Linked DNA regions of Mus musculus: region 2 is linked to region 1. The links are chromatin loops, found by intact Hi-C in ENCODE. Cell type or tissue: heart. All regions are shown on one strand. Links, peaks and the distances in the headings refer to the core of each region. The heading gives the core; the rest is flanking DNA.

Region 1 (10,665 bases), core at 3,374-8,373:
AAAGGCACATGGCACCAAGCCTGATGTGGTAGATCACTGGAAAGGAAGGGGCTGACTACTTTAAGTTATCTTCTAATCGATAGTGCTTCAAACACACACACACATTTTAAAAATTAAATAAATTTCTATGAGGAAAAATAGAATGTTATAAAATCTTACTGTTAATGGTATCAATGTAAAGAATGGTTCTAATTATCTTAAGAGTAAGTGAGTTCCAGGAAAACAAAGAGTTCTAATTTCTCCCTCAGCCCAACTTTTCTTTCTGCTTAGGCCATGCAGGATCTTCTTTATATACTAGGTATATTGCGTGGAAAATAACATCTGATCACAAAAGAAACAGACCTGGCTCAACCCTTCAACTTCAGCCTTGTCAAACAGCACGTGGACAGTTCCAGGGCTTTCAAATCCACAACCAATCACTTAGAGGCTGTAGGACAGGCTGAGGCTGCTTAAAGTACTGGGGTTGGGGTAGAGAAGAACACTGCCAGCACGACTAGAAAGACAACTCCACTGACTTAGGCTTACTTAGGCTTTATTAACATTACTAAGAGATAGTTCAAATTCTTCAGAAAGTTCAAATACTAATCTTCAAAATCAGTATGAATATCACCTACCCATTGTCTTAAATAACCCTACTCATTGACGACTAATTTTCCACCTATATGTCTACACTACCTAAAGACTACAAATTCTGTACCTAACAAGGTCACGAATGGTCACCTGCTTACAATCCAGCTTTCTAGCTAACACACTGTGAAGGGGAGGCTAGGGAAAGCTTTCTGGGGAATAAACTCACTTCATCTGCATTTATTCTCAAAGTCAGAGACCATTTCATAATCTATGTGAAAAAAAACTTAAGCAAGCATTTACTGAGTACAGCACTGCGGTGGATATTTAGTAAACACAGCACAGAATGTTACTTAAAAGTAATTAATGTATTCAACCACAGTAAACTAAATAACTGGTCCTATTTAAAAAATTTAGTCCAAGGGACAAACTAGTCTTCTTTAAATGTAGGCTAAAAGAAATAGGATACAAAATAACCCATCACTCCATCAAGGTGACCTCTTACCTTTATCACAAACTGATCAGTACATTATAAATTTATTGCCATGGACAAAAGAACCAGTCAGCACCTTATCCTACTAAAAGAATCTTTAAAAAAGATAAAATAGGTTTATCTCCAACAACCCCTCCAAACACAAACTGCAGATCAATCCAATCATTCCTTTTTCTTGAATAGAGTGATTTAGGGGTGAGTGTACTGGAAATTTAGAGGCTCTTTCAACTCTTTAAGCAATTAATCAGGGAGAAATTTCATGACTTCCCAACTATAACATAGCTCCAAATCAACAGCACTTTAAGCCCCTAAACTCTAGGAACTTGTCTTTCTTTTGTTTAAAAACAGAACTGTTTAGGATATATTTTTTAAATACTTCATGTTTTATCCCTGTCTTTTGCCACTAGTTAAACTTTCTACCTACAAAAATGCCAAGCCTCCAGCCCTGAAAATAACATCTGGTGTATGCATAGAACACAAGGCTTGAGAGACTGGCCCAGTTTTCATGTAAACTTTTGTAATTTAAAACTAGAGTGCTCTAAGCCACAATCAGGCAGGCATCAATCAGCTTTCATCTTATTAGGAGATCCCGATTTCCAACATTTACCTTAAACTATGACATGGATTTATTTTCTAAACGGGAGTTTCCTGATTCTCCAACTAGAATAGACTTCTTTGAGAGCAAGGGACCACTAGACCCCATGATCTGTTTCTCAGCTAATGTGTTTCAAACTTCAAGTATTTACAAATGAATACCTACTGCCAGCTTCATGAATTTCTCTAATTTTATAATGTGAGTTTGAAAGTGCAGGTGTCCCTAACCATTCTGCCTATGAGATCTCAAAGTAGGATCTTTAACCTTCAGTCAGACTTCAGGGGTCCCTTTTCAGTGGATCCAGAAGGTCAAAGGTATTTCCATGAATGATACTAAGATCGGTAGAAAGAAAAAGATACAACTATATTACTTTGTTTTGGTTTTGTTGTTGTTCTGTTTGGGTTTTTGTTTTTCAATACAGAGTTTCACTGTGTAGCTTTGCTATCCTGGAACTTGCTCTGTAGACCAGACCAGCCTAGAATTCCAGAGATTCGCTTGCCTCTGCCTCCCAAGTGCTGAGACTAAAGGCATCTGCCACTACTACTGGCTCTAGTTTACTTGAATGTTTCCTTTTGATCTCTCAAGAGCATAAAATGGAGTTTTCAACATAATATGTGAAGTTTGATATCTGAAGAGACTGCAATGAGAAGCAGATGTGACAATCCAGATGTCTTTACAAAAAACATGACTGTGGTGGTGGTGGTGGTGGTGGCAAACACCTTTAATCCCAGAACTCAGGAAGTTGAGGCAGGTGAATGTGAGTTCAAGACCAATTCTGAAATTTTTTCACATAAATTATTTCTGTTTATAAGTATTAGATTTATTATTGTTACTCATAATTAAATCAGTAAATATTTAGTTTTAACTTCTAATATATTAATAGATATAAGTCACACAAATACCCAGGATTCTGAAAAATGTTCAGATTATAAAGAGGTTTTACAAATAGAAGTTGTATGAAATCTGTAGCATACAATTACATAACACACAATGCCCTCCACAGCTAAGTAGCTCTAGTTAGTTCTGAAATATCATTACTCTTACCCCCTAATCTTGCTGAGTTCTGTATCTCCTTGTAAAACAATTCATCATATAGTCAATGTGTTTGAGCTCCATTTAATAGGCTTAGACATTTAATTTTCAGAGTCCTATTTATAAAAATGTACTAGTCTGTGATACCATTAAATTACTTAGACACAAGAAAGCAGTAGTTTCTCAGACTTTCACACACAATCTTGCTCATCCTAACAGAGACCTGTGAGTAAATCCAAAGCACTGTTCTTTCTCCGGATGACATATTGAAACTCACACTCAAGGAATCGGGAGTGCTGGTCCACAGAGGTGGTGCCTGCTAGAGTCTGTGCTGCTGGTCTTTTGCAATCTGCCTGGCTGTTTCACTGGGGTATATTTGCATACTCCCAATGAAAATAAGGCAGGGGCATTACTTTTATTGTCTAGGTGCCAAAACAGGGATTTTCTCCCTCCTCAGTAAGAGTGTATGACACTCAATACCAGTCAGAGCATTACTTCAACACACTGGCTACCCTTTTAATCTCCTACCAAAAATAATACACACATACATACATACCTACCTACATACATACAGGATTGTTGAAGAAAAATAAAAGCCAGAATACATAACACTCCAAGATGATGAGTTAGTTGGTTAAGGGATCACAGATTTACCAATCATTTAATTACTGAAACTACAGACAGGCAAGAACAAGATCAAGCTTTATACAATAATATTTGATTGTACCAATGAAGGGATGCCAACAGGTTAAAATAGGAGGCCATTATGAAATAAGCCTGAGATAGAAAAAAAAAAAAAAAAACACCCACTGAGTTGTGAAACTAGCTTTATTAGTACTATAAATGCAAGTGATTAGACCCATCCTTCCAAAACAGGGTCAGAGGCAACCATTTACTGCACGTTGTAAAGAAATCACCCTTCCATTACTAATTTGTTCTTGTTTTCAGCACAAGTCTCCCAGTTATGCTCCATTTTAATGTGCTGAATTCCTCAAGAGGGGCTTCATTTGCTGTCTCTTTTCCCCAAAGTGGACTCCCTAACTGATGGAGGCAAGACTGACTCACAACAGGATACCTGCCACTTGCATAATTTTTTTAGATGCATGTGCACAGTGAAGCCATTTCTAAGTTTGATATAATTTTACATAGAAAAAAAATTAGGCTTGTATTGATACACCCATCTCGGAATCCCTGTAGTTGACTACAGATGAACAAGAAGTGCCCCATTCCTTGTGAGGTGTAAGCTTTTCCTAGTGAGAGGGTGTGTGTGTGTGTGTGTGTGTGTGTGACAAATCTCTCTTGAGAAAATTCAACTATAGCCCCACAGCTACAGCTAATGAACTAACAGACCACATGGACTGGCCTGTTGTTGGTAGTGTTATGTTCCAAGCTCAAGACTCACTGTTGAAGATGTATTTACAGGTAAGACCCATTCACACAAGTTCTGCACTCCCACAAAGAACTGCAATACTGGCCCAGAAGGGGTAGCACATGCCTATAATCCCAGCACTCCAAGGGCTGAGAGAGGAAAATTATAAATTCTAGGTCACCCTGGGCTATCATAGAAACCCAGTCTCACAAACCAAAGGAACTGCAATACTGTCCTGTGAAACCAATTAACTTATTAATCTTTAAAGGCTTCATGCAGAACAGAAGAAAGACACCTGACTTTACAAAGGTAAGCAAGACACCAAGTCTTGGAGCTCCAGAAAACTGCAGTTATTTCTATTCCTTATCCTGGAGGACAGTTTTCCTTGTGTTACCCCGTATATTTTGCTTCAAGAATATAATCCCCTTTGAAGAAGTAGTACGTCAAAAGTATTAAAGCAGTCCCTAAACTACCTTCCTAGCTCCAATCCAACCCAGGCTGAAAGACCACTCTGCTGAATCGTCCCACCGTCTTTTCAGCCTTGCAGATGAACTTGATTTCTGATGCACACGATTCACATTTTACACTACAGCCCAAGCTGCCAGTGATAATCTTAAAGCTCATAAACAAAGACCAGCGTCGGCACCAGGGCCCTACCAGGAAGTAATCAAAGCCGGGTGGCCCGTCCGACCTTAAGTCCCGGCAGACAATGAGAGGGCACCGGGGCTTCCAAGGAAGCAGAAGGAGTTAACGCTTAAGCAACTCGAAGGCATAACATAAACCTACGAAGTGTCTTACACGCACTCGGGAATTCCCAACGAAATCCCTGCCAACCCGAAAAACTGCCTCGGAACAATCTTCGAAAGGCAAAACAAAAAAAAACAAAAAAACCCAAAACACCCAACCTCGAGCCGCCCCTCCAAAGCAGCTGTTGGCTGCCTTCTCCGGAGCTTTCGGAGCCCGCAGCCTGTTTTCAAACTTCACCCTCACAGGCTGAAGAGAGACTCCGAGGTGAGCAGCCCCCAGCGCAGTCCGCTCAGGGGCTGCGGGGGAGGCAGGAGCCTGTGGGAACCCGAGGAAACGCAACCCAAAGGGGCTCGCGCGCCGGCAGTCCAGACAAAGCTGCGCCCGCAGAGCGGCGCTTTGCCTGTCCGGCCCACGGGGGACCGCGAGCCCGACCCCGCCACACGTGCGGCCGCGCGCGGAGCCGGCCCTTAGGTTCGCGGAGCCTTGGGGTGCGAGCCGCCGCGTCATCCCGCCGCTGCGCGCTCGCCTCAGGCCCCCGCGGGCCTCTCCTCAGCCGGCCCGGCCGTCGGGCCGCGCGAAACAAAGGAGCCGCCACCGCGCCCGCCGCGCCGCGCCGCGTCCCCTCGCCCCGCGCGCCGGGCCCGCTTGCTCCCCTCAGCCTCCCCCCCCCCCCAACGAGGCCGCGCGCTGCCCCGCACCCGCGGCCCTTCGACGGCAAGGCCCGGGCCAGAGCCGGGACCTCGGGTGCGCGGCCGGCCAGCCCCAGAGCCGCACTCACCGCTGCAGCACCAGGACGACGGGGAGCCGTTGGGGAACTTGGCTGAGTCCGGGGCGATGCAGACGCTGGAGCTGAGGTGCGGACACTCCATGGCCACGAGGACGGCGGCGGGGACAGCCGAGGCTCTGGGGCGGAGGGACTTCAGAGGCTCCGTCTGGGGTCGCTTCTGACCCGGCACTGGGCAGACGGCGGCTTCTGGGTCCCGAGCCTTTGCGTCAAAGAAAGCAAGGGCTTCCGGGCGCCGGGTTTTGCCATCCGCCGTCTCCCGGCGCCCCGCTCCGGAGAACGTGAAAATCCGGACTCCTGGTTCTGCCGCCGCCCAGGGACAGTAGGCTTCCGCCTTCTCCGGCGGCCCCGCCCACCCTGCTGGTTACGCCCCCAGGCCAGCCCGGGCCCCGCCCCCACACTAGTCAGTGGGCGGGGCATTGGTGCTCACCCAGTGCTAGCAGCTAGTGTAAAGTCCTACGGGGATGTGAAGTGACTTTCCGAAATCTGCCCCCGGCCGCTGCAGCCGATTCTTGGGAACCCGACAAGTGTGGGTACTCATCCGGGGCAGAGCGGTCGGGACCGCTGCTTCTACTGCAGTGAGTTGGCTACAACAGCGAGGTAGAATATGTGACCACACCGCAAAGAGTACGGAAAATGAAAACCACTCACACCGACGTGCATTGAAGCCCCATTTTACACAGGAAGAAACAGACTTTTGGGGCGTGGCCCTCGATGGCCCAGCCGGCTGCAAAGAGCCCAGAACAGTCCTGACTTTCGTGTTCTCCCGGTAGCAGGCGGGGTCCGGAACTGTTCTGAGTTCTGAACTCTGGCCTGAGTGTGTCACCGGGATACTGCACGGCTGGGCCCACCGGAACGCCTGTGTTCGGGGTCCACGCCATGCCGTTATGACTCACTGATATCTCCTGCCCATTGTGGGTATTTTCATACCTATACCTCTTGAAGTTGAACGAAATAATCCAGTTTGCTGTACAAGGTCGCGGGTGCTAGGTAATAAAAAGAGGCAGTGTAACATTTGTTAGAAGCCCACCTGGCTCCCAGCCAGGCACTTTGCATACCACACCTCATTTAATCCTCAAAACACCCTCTCAAGCTGCTGCTACGGTCCCCTTTTTAACAAAAAGTGAAACCAAGAGTATAATTTGCTTTAGGAAGATTGGACCCCCGCACCCCCCCCCCCCCCGCTTCAAATCTCTCTCTAGAAAGAAGTGAAGAAGACAGGAGGAGCGTCTAGAGGTAGAGAGCCTGCCACCTCACATTCTCTGCCTTGAGGATATCTGGGGCTCCCACAAATCTAGCCTCCAAAGTTGGGCTTTCTTTCTTTGTTTGGTTGGTGGTGTTTAACCTGGTAAAGGGGCTTCTTTCCTTCATCCCCTGACAAGCAAGTGGAGAGGGAAGAACAATGTGCCAATCCATGGGGCAGGAAAGGAAAGGTCAGGAAATGATTAACTGGCTGGGCCGGATAGTGGTTAGTTAGCACTGGGCACCTCCCTGAAGTGCACGCCTCTAGCACCCCTTAAGCCACTTCCGTACACCCCACTACTGCACCCTGTAGCCTTCTGCCTGATAGTGTCCACCCACCTAGGACATCTCTGCCCAGGGTGGTATTTCAGATTCCTCAGTCCAAGCAACTCTACCACTTCCCCAAGTTGTATATGATTGCTGTCAAAACAAGGCTTGGACGGGTTTTGATGGTGAGAAATTGTGGAAAGTTGTTCAGATCAGCTCTGGCAGGTACTTCATGGCAAACCTTAGCTAGTCCTCTCGACTCTTTTTCCTCGCCTATCCACTGGCAAAACAGTACTTATCTGTGTGAATTCCTAACCTGTAGTAATTAACAGATAAGGTTTGTTTTTCTTATTAAAAAAAAAAAAAAGGAGATGACTGCTTCCTTGGGACGAGAGAGGAGAATAAACAGTATCTGAACCCTATTCAGTCTCTTCCATCTATTTGTTTCACAAGTCTTTCTCAAGCAACCTTCTCAGAGTCCTCTGGGCACTGACCCTCATTCAGTGAACCCACAGCCCCTCATTCAGTGTGGAGCCTGACCCACGCTGTCTTTCCTACTAGTATGTAGTTCTTTTCAACCTCTGAGAAACGTTTTTCAAATCCCCTAGACCTCACATAACATCACTTCCTACCTCCTACCAGAGGCCTTTCCTGACTCTTCTCCAGCCCCAGGTTACCTCCCAGGGTGTTGTGAGAGCTGTGCTGACTACCCCTACAGGACCTTTCAAAAACACTCTTCTTGTCTTCTTGTATGTATGTAATTATTTGTTTAATGTCTGTTTTCCTCTTGGAGAGCCATAAGGTAGCAAACAAGTCTGCCTGGTTTCCTGCCTTTTTTTTTTTTTTTTTTTTTTTGGTTTTTCAAGACAGGGTTTCTCTGTGTAGCCCTGGCTGTCCTGGAACTCACTCTGTAGACCAGGGTGGCCTCGAACTCTCTGCCTCTCAAGTGCTGGGATTAAAGGCACTCGCCACCACTGCCCGGTTTCCTGCTTTATTTCTAACAATATATGTAGAACCTGGAGAACATCCATCAGTGAATGAATGAGTAAGGGGTGGATCTCGAGATCCAGGACGAGAGGAGCTTAAGAAGTGGGCTCAATCAAGGCAGAGCACACATCCAGAATCTATGAAGTGATAACTACATTAGCCTTCAGTTCTGAGTTGATCATTTTAAAAGGAAAGTGAAAAGTACCTTGTAAGGTGTAAACTGCTAAAGAAACAATGTTACAATTTTTATTAGTGTATTCTCTCAGAGGTTTTTTGTTTTTGTTTTTAAATTGGAGCTGGAGCCCTAATTTAGTCACCCCTGATGACAGTTGTCCCTCAGAGAACAAATTCTAACAGGGAACCCAAAGAAACTGGGTCAGAGGGGCTTTCACTTGCAACCCTAAAACTGAATTTTCCTATGTCTTTGAAAGTTATCACAGAAAACTAAAATAAATTTACCGCAGTGAGTAAATGTGTCAAATGTGGGAAGACCACAGGGTACACTGGGAAATCTGCCTTTTCAAACCCCTGGCTCCTGCAGCTGCTTTTAATACAATGCTTGCTTCTTCTTCTTGGCCGGCATCCCTTTGGCACCAAAGAACACCAAAGGCTTACTTACATACCAGCACCCCTGAAGGTGATGCACTAGCCTCCAGCACCCCACCCCCACTCTGCTATGCTTGGCAGCTGCCAGGGACATGCTGCCCAGCTGCCTGAAAAGGTGCATTAGAATCAGAGTTTCAGCTTAAAACCCTCCAGAAGGGGTGGGCCTGTTTTTAAAGTGTGCACATTGTACAAGGGAGCCATGCACAATTCCGCCGTTACTATCTTTATGTGCATTGGGAAGGGAGGAAAAGAGGGAAAGGGGGTTCTAATTACATGGAAACTATGGTGAGGAAAACATCTTGAGGTTACTGAAACCCTTCTAAAACATTAGACTTGTAACATCTTGGATCCATGGCCCTCAAGTACCAATTACCAAGATTGATTAGGTCCTGGGGAAAAGTTTAACTATCCCTGTTCAGGCAAGGCTCCCTGGAAATACACAACATACTGGTTTAATTATTTACCATAGTAATGTTTCTAGAAGCCAAAGCCCTTTTTAGAAAAACTAAAGTTAGACCACTGGGGACTAGAAAGTATTGTTAAGTTGAGGGAGGGCAGCCACCTGAGAATTCTTCAAACACTGAGCCTCATTTTCCTGGCCCTGTATCTGGATGGCCTTGCTTGTCTACCATCCTCCCCCTTCTTGAGAGCAGACTTTGCCCAGTCCTTGTGTGCTACCTGGTTCCTAATTCTTGGAATACCACTGACCCTCCCTACATACACAGCAGGCTCTCCGTAATTCTGTTAAGTGACTGACTGACTGACTGACAGACTAAAGGAAGAATGGAGGTGGGGGGGGGGCAGATAGACTGATACCAGGTAGATTCTGCATGTGTATGGATGGCCCTGTGTTCTATCCCCTATACCACTTCCCAAAATAGAGTAAGCCGGGCTGGGCTGGTTACCTCGAGGCTCTAGTTTGCCTACTCCCACTTGACCACTAGGCAAGACTAATGGGGTCACTCTCTCCACTTCTTTCCATTCATCCCTTCTCTATCACTTTTCAGCTCAAATTTCACTGGCTCCTATGTCTGAAGGAGTAAAGTCCTAACTCACATTTGTCAGCGTCTCCTGGCCTCTTCCCTTTTCCTTAAGCTCTTTTATTTTTTTAATTGTCCCAACAGTTCCAAAAATAGTCCCTCATTATACAAACTGTGTTTCTTCACTCCTGTGTCCTCCCCTGTCTTTTCCTATCCCACCTGCCACTTTCTCCTCCTCCTCCTCCTCCTCCTCCTCCTCCTCCTCCTCCTCCTCCTCCTCCAAGGTGAAGCCTAGAGCCTTCTCAGGGCTGCCCTCCATCACTTACCCAAGCAGGCATCCAGCTGTTCTCCCCACCCCCACCACCCCCATTCTGCCCCTGCAGCTTGTCACCTGGTTCTGTTATTTTCTGTTCACAGTTCGGTCTCCCTAGGGAGCAAGTATGTTTCTTTTCATCTGTGGAGTCTCCGCTCCGTTAGCAATAGCAGATATTAAAACTGATTCTATCTGCTGATGGAACGCTGATAGAAGTGTCCCCTTTGAGAGTGATTACATCAACAATTATACGTAATGGTCCCGAAGGTAGTCAGAAAGAGGACCTGGACCACTTAAGAACAGAAACCTACATTTATTGAGTCCCAAACAAGTGCCAGAGACTGTGGAGAGTTTGCATTTCTTCTTTAACCTCAGGAGTACACATTACCATCTCCACTATCTTCAAGATAAACTTAAAGGTTAAATAATGGCACAGATTTACCCAGTAAGAACTTGATTGTCAAAGAAGGCAGTCTCACCCCTCCCACGCAAGATTGCTAAAAAGATTTTTGCAGTACTGTTTGGGGAACCTGATGTTCTTTCTGATGAGAAGCCACCGTAGAGGGTTTCTCTGTAGCTGGAGAATTATTCATGCACAGAGCCAGTGTTGTAATTATCTATCATCCACCTCGGAGTTTCTGTTGTTATTTGATTGTTTAGACAGAATCTCACGATATAACCAA
Region 2 (10,665 bases), core at 1-5,000, 470 kb before region 1:
TTTGAGCCAATAGGCCCAACTTAATTTCTTAATTTTTCAGTGTTTTTCTTTCATTTTAACTGTGTAGAAGTCTAAATTCTTTGTCTCATAACTAAAGCATCTGTTAAAAATATAATTTATAACTAATGGTTGCTTAATAAAATCGCTTAGTGAAGCCTTGGTTTCTTGAAGAGTAGTATTCTGGGTCAAATCTAAAGATATCTAGCTACTGAGGACATAGTTCAGTGGTAGAATGTATAACTAGCATTTGCAACAAGCTGGGTTTGACCTCAGCACCTGCTTTCTGTGGTAGAGCAAAGTAATTCTGACTATCCTTCCCTCATTTTTTGGGAAGAAGACAAGAGATTTTTACAGTCTTAAGAAGTATCAAGCCTCCATCACTAACTGGATGAGGTCAGTAAAACCACAGTCTCGTGCTTTTTACTAAGAACTCTGGACAACAGCTCCTCCCTGCCAGTTTCAATTTTCAGGTATTTCACCCATCATCTCAGAAGTTACTAACAGTAGCTGTTCTCCATGATTTATGAGAGTAACTATATAAAGATACTTAAACAGAAATAAAGACTCCATTATCGGCAAGTTACTCTTTCTCAGAGTAGCAGACATCATTAGACAATCTGCTGTCATTAGCACCAGCAACCACTTTATGATTATAGCCTTCAATTTCTCAACATAGTAAAATTTTAACTACGGCCATGTTAAAAAAAACAAAAACAAAAAACCCTCCAAAATCTAAATTTTTTCTAATGTAAGGGGCACCTCCAAGTTTTCAGACACATGCTATATACAGAATTTAAAGTTATTTAACTCAGTCTGATACTGATTAGCTACTCTGAAGAGAAACAATAACCAAGAAAGGAAGATAACTGCATAGACTCGGTACTGAAGACGTTTCTAAGCTGGAACTAACTGTACCGAGTGGTATGAGTCAGTGTTCTCATAAAACAGCCCAAAACATCTCTCCTGGTGCTGTTAACCCATGACATTCCACACGGAAAGACAAGGAGGTTTTGGTTGTTTTGCCAGCAGCTAGCTCTCATTTGAAACCTAGATATTTATTATGGGAGACAGTTTTTCCCTTCACATTTACAGATCTGTTTCCAAGCACTTTAATGCATCCTTTTAACAGAAACAAAAGCTTTCTGATCCGTGTAATCTATTTCTCTCAACCAGCATTTGCCCTGATTCCTGGAGAGATCAAAGGAGTCACAACCTAACTTCCATAAACTAGTATCCAGAATGGGCTTTTGGTAATGACCAGGAAGTGCTGGGTATAACAGGAGGATCAGTGGGCGGGTCATGGTCCTTCCTAGATCACGTTTCCACTTTCGGTGCAATAAAACAAGGGAACTGATGGTCTGCACCTCATTTTCTAATTTGTCATGTTTAAAGTCAGTCTGCCCAGGACACAACCAGCAGAAATGCCCGCTGAATCCTTGGGGTAACCACACCTCTGGGCCAGGGGACGGCCTAGGTTGCTCTTGGCTATTAAGGATCCGTGGTGAAGCCACCACACCCCTCGTCTCTTCCCGCCCGGGCTTGGGCAGCCAGGCTCTAGGGCTCGTTTCCTACTCAGGGCCCTGGAGTCCTGATTGCTGACACCGAGCGAAGATTTCCCACCAGGCCCACTATCTTCAAAGCCCTCGAACCCTTAATAAGGGTTCTCTTTTGGGGGGCTCTTTTCTGTCTGCTGCCCCAAGGATGGGAACTCACGGCTGCCGCGGCGCCAGTGAAAATATCCTCCCCCTCGGTGTCGCTGTCCCCAGCCTCGGGTTCTGACCCCCCGGCAGCCCCTTCCGACTCCGGATCCATGCCAGGGAAGGGCGGAGGGAGTCGCTCCGAAGCGCTACAGCCACCACCTCCTGACGCCATCTTCCTCCACCCGTGGCGGAAGCAGCAACAACAACTTTATAGACAGTGCCGCGAGCAAAGCGCTCCAGCCGTGTGAGGTGCGCGAGGGCCGTTATGGACCCAGAGGGACCATCGGGGCGGAACCTGGGGGAGGGACCTAGGGCGGGGCCTGGGCTGCTGCTCAGCCAATCCAAGCACTGAACCGCAAGGCTGCACTGGGGCGGGCCAAGTAGGCAGAGGAGGAGCTAGAGGCTGAGGAGTTCCTCCGGGTCTTTGTGCCCTGCATGGCTCTATCTGTCACGCTTCTAAGGTTCTGTTTGAATAAAGTCTGTGACTAACAATGTTTGAAAACCTCTGCATGCCACCTGCTCATGCCAAGCACAGTGTTCTCTGAGAGATTCAATAAATATTTTTGATTGAGGGCTGAAACGACTGCAGGAAGTTTTGCCACTTAGTTTTTGGACATTAATTCATTTAACATATACAGAGCATTCACTGTGAGCTTGGCACCTTACTGTGCGTTTCAAATACAAACACAAAAGCTCCTGGCTCACAGTTTAATGAGGCAGTCTTGTAAGTCAACAATTTAAACACACTCAGTGTTACAGTGTGCAACAATAAAAAGAAGTTATCGATTTTTTGAGAAGCCAGGCTTCACACAAAGGGGAGATTTCCGTGTATTAAATTCGGTCCTTAAGAATTTTGGGTTATAGCCGGGCGTGGTGACACGCCTTTAATCCCAGCCCTCGGGCGGCAGAAGCAGGTGGATTTCTGAGTTCAAGGCCAGGCTGGTCTACAGAGTGAGTTCCAGGACAGCCAGGGCTATACAGAGAAACCCTGCCTCGAAAAAAAAAAAAGTTCCCGGAACTTAATCACAGGTTGGTGAGTCGAAGTCAACTAGAGTTTAAAGATAACATAGGTTATGTTATCACGGACTAATTTGCAAGATGATCCTTTCAAGGAGCTGAAACCTGCCACTAACACCAACAGAGGTGGTTTGCTTTTCTGGTTGAAACCACCTTAGGCAGGCCTGAAATTCTGTGTCCAAAGCTGGCCTCAAACTCAATGCTCCTCCCTCGGCCTCCCAAGTGCTGGAATTACAGGCATGAGCCACCAGGCCTAGCAAAGTTGGCTGTTTACAACTGCAAACTCAACATTAGGGGTGGATTCCCTTACAGATAAAGTAAACTGCCTGAAGGTCAGGAGAGTGTCTTAGTTTGTAACTTTTATTCCTGCATACACATTGTGTATGGCAAATTAAGTGTCTAATAAATATTTGAGGTGGAAACACAATCAACTCTGTAACTGGCACCCATCACAGCCATGAACACACAAAAAAAAGGTTAAGAAATGCTTTTTTAGGATGTTCATCTCCGTTATCATTACTACATAGTGAACACAGATAAAGTTCTCTCGCTGTAATTTGGGTGGTGGTCGATAGAAATCCTCCCCATGGAGAGAAGCTGCACTAAACTAAGTTTCTAGGAGATAAGAAAACTAAGCCTTCCCTGTCCGTAGGCATGCCTATCAACATTGGTCTTCCAAAATAACCCCTTTCACCGCAAAGGAAATCCACTTCCGGCCTGGTCAGAAAGTAAGAAAAATTTGTTTGGAAGTGGCTTCCTCTGAGAAATAGCTGTAGAGTCTCCGTTCTAGAATATCTTCCAGTAGTAGTAACCTTGATCTCCTTTCCCCTACCTCTTTAGGATTCATCTTTAGTTCTTCCTAGGAACTGAGTGGGGCATTTGGTGACGTATAACAGTCCGTTACACGATCCTCTGGCTAAGACTACAAGCCCCATATACATTTCGCCGCCGCTCCGCTAACGCCCCTTAGACATCCCAGCATGCAATGCGCCTAACGGGCCGTAAGGATTTTTCTGTGCCTTCTAAATCGAGCAGAGCATCTTGGGACATGTAGTCTTTACAGCTAATTTCCCTAGGTCCTTCGCGTTGCAGTTTTGAGTCCCGCCTATTCTCTGCTCCCCTAAACCTTTACACATGTCTTGGTTTATTTGAAGACCAGGAAGTTCTCTCTCGAGGTCGGCTGCGGAAAGACGGTGGCTCGGTTGGGACAGTCGCCAGGGATGGCGGAACGTGAGGATGGAGCGAGTGTCTGGGCTGCTTTCCTGGACGCTGAGCAGGGTCCTATGGCTCTCAGGCTTTTCTGAGCACGGAGCTGCCTGGCAGCCCCGGATCATGGAAGAGAAAGCGCTAGAAGTTTATGGTAATTTACCCAGGGCACTATTTGACGGTGTTTGAGAGGCGGCATTGGAGAGGGGGTGGAGGAGGGCCTCACCCTTGGGCTGGAGTGGACCCTTGGGGTTTTTACCAGACTTAGAGGGAAGCATGTTCTTCCGGGTCCTAAGTCACACAGCAATGTCGGGCTATTTCTAAACCTGGAGCGAAATTGAGCCAGGAACTCATAAACGCTTTGTTACCCTGGACTGCCTACAGCTCTAGGGACAGTGTCAAGGGATGTGGGCAGAATGAGCCTACAGTGATCAAGAAGCAAAGCATGCCGAAGATTTCACTACTCAAGAGTCTTTCCTTCTTTAGTTCCTGGACTTGCGTTCCTCCCGCCATAACTGAGGTCACTGTTTGGTAATGGCCGAGTTGGGGACTGGCCCAAGGTCATAGCAACTCTCTTGTGTGACAGAATCAATAGGAAGTGAAGAGGTAGGGATAGATATCTCAGCGAGAGGCTTTAAATTTACAATTTTCTTACACAGTTAAGTGTGTTCGTGTATTCACTCAGAGACTCTCCACTTTGAGGGACTGTCTTCATTGTACAGATGGGGAGTGGGTTGTTTAACAAGTACCCAGAGGGTCATATTGTCAGTAAGAAACAGAAAAAACCAAACTTGTGATTGAAAATGTAATGCTTGTTCGTGTTTCTCTCTCTCTCTCTCTCTCTCTCTCTCCTCCCCCACCTCCCTCCCTCCCTCTTTCCTTCTCCACTCTTGACCCTACCTCCCCAGCCCCTCTCTTCCCTCCGTTGACCATTTGTAGTATTATTTATCAGGATTGGGGAGAAAATCCAGAGTCTCATACAAATTAGGTGTGTTCCACCACTAGCCCTATTTTTTTGAAAACAAAAAGGCCAAGATGTAGCACTAAGAGAGATGCTCCTACAGATACAGTTTAGGTGGAATTATAGGCCAGGAAGAAGGATTCCAAAGATGGAATGGCCCGGGAGCTAATCAGGTTCCCTTATCTCTTGGTAGAGAGGCAAGGCTGACTTAACCCCAGGCAGAAGATAATTGCTACTGTACTATCTCCACAAAACATTCCCATCCTACCATACCTCTGCATATAGCGTCTGGAAACTTCCGGGGACCAGAAATACAACTCTTCAAGAGAGATGATTCTAGTCCTCAAGTTTGCATTGAATGACACCCACTTATGCAAAAATACAAAATGCAGTCAGAGGTCATGAGCTTAAGTAGGAGGTATGGAGACGCAGAGGAAAGAGAAATTGACTAGAAACATCTGTGATGATGTTAGACAGTTACTTGGGTAGGTCTTGAAGAGTAGTTTGGATATGTCAGAGGTCGCATACGCTGAAGAAACTAGAGTAAAATATGGAGATGAGAAGACAGAATTGGCTATCCAGAAGGAGGCACCTGATGGTGACTGCAGGTGGAGGTGTGGTAGGCTGTTTCTTTAGACTGTAGACTGGAATTGAATACTGAAGTTTCAAATCACTTTTATTACATTTAGTTACTTTGTGCATGTTTGCACATACACATGCAAGTCATAGTGCAAATATGGAAGTCAGAGGACAACTTGCTGGCGTTAGATTTCTCCTTCCAGCAAGTGGCTCCTGGGGATGGAAACCCAGGAGGTTAGGCTTATTTGGTGGCAGGCCCCTTTTCCCACTGAATCATCTCGCAACCACCACCACCACCCATTGAAACTTTTAAATATAAATGAATCATCTTTTTAAGTATTAAAAAAGAGGTTTGTTTGTTTGTTTGTTTTTAATTTTAAGTCTGTGTGTGTCCATGGAGGCCAGAAGTGTTGGGTCTCCCTGAAGCTGGAGTTACAGGAGGTTGTGTATTGCCAGTTGTGGGTGCTGAGAACTGATTTTAAGTCCTCTGGAAGAGCAGACCTTCATGTCAATACAGAGCAACAAAAACTTAGTTGTGGGTGAGAGGAAATTAGGAGAGTAATGTGAGAACAAGCTTGATATCTTTTTAAAAAAATCAAACTTCTCAAATCACTAGAAAGCTAGAGGTGTTCAGTAAGGGGTAAGAGGTGAGGTTTAATTTCAGGATTTAGTAGTGTTCAAAGACTATAATACAGCTTTTACAAATGAAGCTTAGAAGGAGAAGCCGAGGAGAGGAGGGGGGAAACCCTGCTTTTCCAATCCGGTAATAACCTGCTACATGAAGGGGAAGTTTATCCTCTTTCCTATCTGCATTTTCTTTTTCTTTTCTTTTTTTTTAGTTTTTTGAGACAGAGTTTTTTGGTTTTTCGAGACAGTGTTTCTCTTTGTAGCCCTGGCTGTCCTGGAACTCACTCTGTAGACCAGGCTGGCCTTGAACTCAGAAATCTGCCTGCCTCTGCCTCTCGAGTGCTAGGATTAAAGGCGTGCGCCACCATGCCCAGCTCCTATCTGCATTTTCAAATGTCCTATTTTATTGGTAAGGCCAGAAGACAGTCTAGGGAAGGAAAGTTTGATGGATTTATTTTCCTGGCTGCTTTTTAGGTCTCTGGGTAAGGTATGAGTAGTAGAACAGACCCCAGGCTCCTGAGAACACCAGACCCACTCACCTGAAATCCTGCTTCTCTCCCCTGCCCTCCCTTTATCACTCTCCTTTTTATTCTATTTTATTTTCCTCTGTGAGCTTGAGGCAGGACAACCTCGTGTCCTTGCCACCGACCTCCTTGAGGTCCAGCCTTCTTAATCCCCTTGTCTTCTGCTTCCTTTCACCCAGCTCCATTCACAGTGTGATTTCCCTTCTGTCAACCTTCCATTTGAACTAAAAACCGTACTCAAATGTCCCTAAGCTTTGTCAAGATTCTAAAGCCTCTGCTCCACCCTCCTGCCAAGGCTTTTGGGGTGCATTCTCTGATCTGTTGGCTCCCCACTTTGCACCTCTCTACCGAACTGCTTTCTTATAAGTGACTTGTTGAATAACAAATCCAAGACCACTTTAGCCTGAGTTGTCCTGTAGTGTTTAATGTTGGCCACCTCTGGCTTTCCTTTTCTGATTCTTTTTGCTTTGCTTTTCATGCTGGCCTTTTTTTCTTTTTGAGAGTCTTACTATGTAGCCCGGGATAGCCTTGAGTTCAAATTCTCTCACTTGTGTTGTTCTGTAGCCTTTGCTATGGTTAAACACTTCTCCTTTCCCTTCTCTGTTCTTCTTTGCTTTTCCATTTTGAGATAGGGACTCAGTGTGTAGCCTAGAATGGCCCAGAAGTGAAGATTTTCATCCTTCAGCCCCCCAAGTGCCAGGATTATAGCCCTGTGCCACCACAGCCAACTTTTCAAGGATCCATTTGTGGATTTCCTTCCCTCTATACCAAGGAGCCTCAAACTAGGCTGCCTATAAGAATAACCTGAGAGTGCTCAACAGTTAAGAGCATTTGCTGCTGTTGCAGAGGTCCAGGGTTCGATTCCTGGCACCAACTTGGTGGCTCACAACTATCCTAACTTCCAGTTCCAGGGAATCTGAAGCCTTTTTCAGATGTCTGTAGGCACCAGGCACATGTAGACAAACATTCTTAACATAAAGATAACAACAACAACAACAAAGTTTTAAGAAAATAATCTGAGGAGTTTTAAGAAGTCTAGCTGTTCGGGCCATGCTTTAACCAGCTAAGTTAGACTGCCTAGGATAGGGCCCAGACAATGTTTTTTTTTTTTGTTTCAAGGCATTCATGGTAACTGCAATATCCAAATATCCAGCCAAGTGCTTTTTTTTTTTTTTTTTTTGAGACAGGGTTTCTCTGTGTAACCTTGGCTGTCCTGGAACTCACTCTGTAGACCAGGCTGACCTCGAACTCAGAAATTCACCTGCCTCTGCCTCCCAAGCGCTGGGATTAAAGACGTGCACCACCACGCCCGGTGAGCCAAGTACTTCTTGATGGATTCTGTGAGTTCAATAACCACTCTAGCCTTGGTGTGCACTTGGTGTGCACTATACAACTGTTCAACTTTGCTAGAACATTTCATTGTTTGAAGCACCTCCACAAACACTGCATATGAAACTGAGCTAATTTTCTATGAGTCTGTCTACCATGTGGGTCTGAGAGATGGAACTCATGTCTTCAGGCTTGGCTAAAGCACGGTGTCTTCCCCAGCCAGCCTCTATCCCCACCCCCTTTTAATCTTAATACTGTTCTTCCAAATACTTGAGCTTAAAATCTGAGTCATCAGCCGGGCGGTGGTGGCCCACGCCTTTAATCCCAGCACTTGGGAGGCAGAGGCAGGTGGATTTCTGAGTTCTAGGTCAGCCTGGTCTACAGAGTGAGTTCCAGGACAGCCAGGACTACACAGAGAAACCCTGTCTCAAAAAAACCAAATAAATAAATAAATAAATAAATAAATAAATAAATCTGAGTCCTCTCCCTCCTCTCTGTATGCTTGTCTTCTGGATGCAGAGAGTTGCCACATGTTAGTTCCTGTGAAACAAGGAACTTAGTTACAGCCAGGACTACACAGAGAAACCCTGTCTCAAAAAAACCAAATAAATAAATAAATAAATAAATAAATAAATCTGAGTCCTCTCCCTCCTCTCTGTATGCTTGTCTTCTGGATGCAGAGAGTTGCCACATGTTAGTTCCTGTGAAACAAGGAACTTAGTTGCTTGTCCTGTCTCTGTCCCTGTTGTCATCTGCTGATTTTAAGCCGAGCTTCTCAGTGGCCGTCTCTAGCTCTTCTCTTTGGTTCTGGTTCTTGCAGCTAGTGTGAGTAAATTAGCAGTTGACTGTACCCCACTGCCCTTCCTACTTCCTTATTCTAAATCTCCTGAGGAATCCCTATTGCCTGTGGCTAGTTGTGAAATACCCTGGTGGTTGGGCCCCACCCTTCTTCTCTGCTCTTTCCTTTGCTGGAAACAAGCCAAGGAAGCCCCTGATGGTTCTTTCCTTCTGTCTTAAGGGGATGCTGTTCATTTTCAAAGGCTTAATCCCACCTTCTCTCCAACCAAGACTCCTCTAGGGCTCCCTTCACATTCTCCCCATTCACAGTTCCCATGGTTTTGAATTAAGACTTGGATATGGACGAATAATGATCTAAGAAAATTGTTTTCTATTAGTAGAAATTTCTGTCAGATACTTGGGAGTTGCTGAAATATTTGATTAAAAGAAAATTAGGAGGACGGGTAGTGGTGGCGCACGCCTTTAATCTCAGCGCTCGGGAGGCAGAGGCAGGCAGATTTCTGAGTTTGAGGCTAGCCTGGTCTACAGAGTGAGTTCCAGGACAGCCAGGGCTATACAGAGAAACCCTGTCTCGAAAAAACAAAAGAAAAAAAAAGAAAAAAGAAAGTTAGGGCGGGGTGGTTGGGCCTGAAGAGATGGCTCCGCATTGGCTGTTCTTGCAGAGGACCTGTGTTCAGTTTCTTATGCACATGGCCACTCACAGCTGTCATTCCAGGGATCTTGAGGCCCTGGTCTGGCTTCTGTGGGCACTACATACACAGAATACACAGATATGTATGGAGGCAAAACATACACATTTGAAACTAGTCCGTGCTTCAATTGAGATAAGAATCCTCATCCTCACTTAGAATATTCACATTTTAATTTAATACCTTGTCTCTGATGCTTCTAGATTTGATTCGAACTATCCGGGACCCAGAAAAGCCCAATACTTTAGAAGAACTGGAAGTGGTCACAGAGAGTTGTGTGGAAGTTCAAGAAATAAATGAAGATGACTATTTGGTTATTATCAAGTTCACACCAACAGTACCTCATTGCTCTTTGGCAACTCTTATTGGTAAGGGTTGTGTGTGTGTGTGTGTGCATGTGTGTGTACATGGGTGCATGGGAATTCTAGTTTTTATTGGTAAATGTGTGTCTGTATGAATGCTTCTTACATTTTTAATTAAGTTTTTTGTGTATGGGTTGTTTTATCTGCATGTATGTCTGGGTACCATGTGCCAACAGAGACCTGCTAAGTCATCCCGACGGCAGTTAAATAAGTGGTTTTAAATATACTTTGTTTTAATTTTTTGCCTGGCTTGGCTTACCAGTGGCTTATTTTGGGGGGTAGGGTTAAAGACAGGGTTTCCTTTTGTAGCTCTGGCTGTCCTAGACCAAGCTGGCCTCAAACTCATAGAGATCCGCTGGCCTCTGCCTCAGAGTGCTTGGATTAAAGGTGTGCGCCACCATGCCTGTCTTCTGGTATTTTGTAAAGCTTAAGGGTCCGTCCATTATGCCTGAGTGCCAGCTGGCCCAGCAGAAAAGGCCTGGCCTTTGTGGTGCTCCTTTGTTCTGGTCAGTGCCAGCTCTGCTGTGGTACTACCACCAACAGTCACCTTACACTGTGACCTTGGTTCACCATGTATAGAATGACCCAGTTCCCTGGATTTACTGGGGCAGGCATGAAACTCTATTTCCTCATGGTGCCAAGGTCACAGGAGACCCACACTGGGTGGATGCAGTTTGAACTTTATGGTTTTTCTAGAGCCAGTAAGAAGGGATACAAAGATAATGAAGATTTTTCCCCCATCATAGGGCTGTGCCTAAGAGTAAAGCTTCAGCGGTGTCTGCCGTTCAAACACAAGGTAAGAAGCTTGCTTCCGCCTCACACCCAGGGCCTCACGTGAGCCTCACATACCTGCCGCAGAGCCCCGTCCCTGCT

Evidence for each region. A loop is a pair of places that touch in the nucleus more often than their neighbours do. Peaks named below come from ENCODE experiments on the same cell type or tissue, not always from the same donor. Only the 100,000 strongest peaks of a DNase experiment are listed, where the experiment ranks them.
Region 2: it touches region 1 in a loop (11-fold over the local background); 2 of 42 quality-filtered maps call a loop at or near these places.

The regions. Positions count from the first base shown.
Region 1 is chr9:66,587,203-66,597,867 of GRCm38, forward strand. It overlaps Usp3 (ubiquitin specific peptidase 3), which reads right to left and starts at 5,913. Exons shown (of 15, transcript NM_144937.4): 1 at 5,582-5,913. The coding sequence starts at 5,672. In heart, for the core only: no CTCF peak of the experiment used is centred there; DNase peaks (open chromatin) are centred at 4,749, 5,139, 5,969 and 7,009; H3K4me3 peaks cover 3,583 bases; H3K27ac peaks cover 3,138 bases.
Region 2 is chr9:66,122,894-66,133,558 of GRCm38, forward strand. It overlaps Snx1 (sorting nexin 1), which reads right to left and starts at 1,993. Exons shown (of 15, transcript NM_019727.2): 1 at 1,714-1,993. The coding sequence starts at 1,872. Ciao2a (cytosolic iron-sulfur assembly component 2A) reads left to right here and starts at 3,718. Exons shown (of 5, transcript NM_026635.3): 1 at 3,718-4,077; 2 at 9,634-9,798; 3 at 10,539-10,588. The coding sequence starts at 3,954. In heart, for the core only: no CTCF peak of the experiment used is centred there; DNase peaks (open chromatin) are centred at 1,998 and 3,768; H3K4me3 peaks cover 4,227 bases; H3K27ac peaks cover 3,804 bases.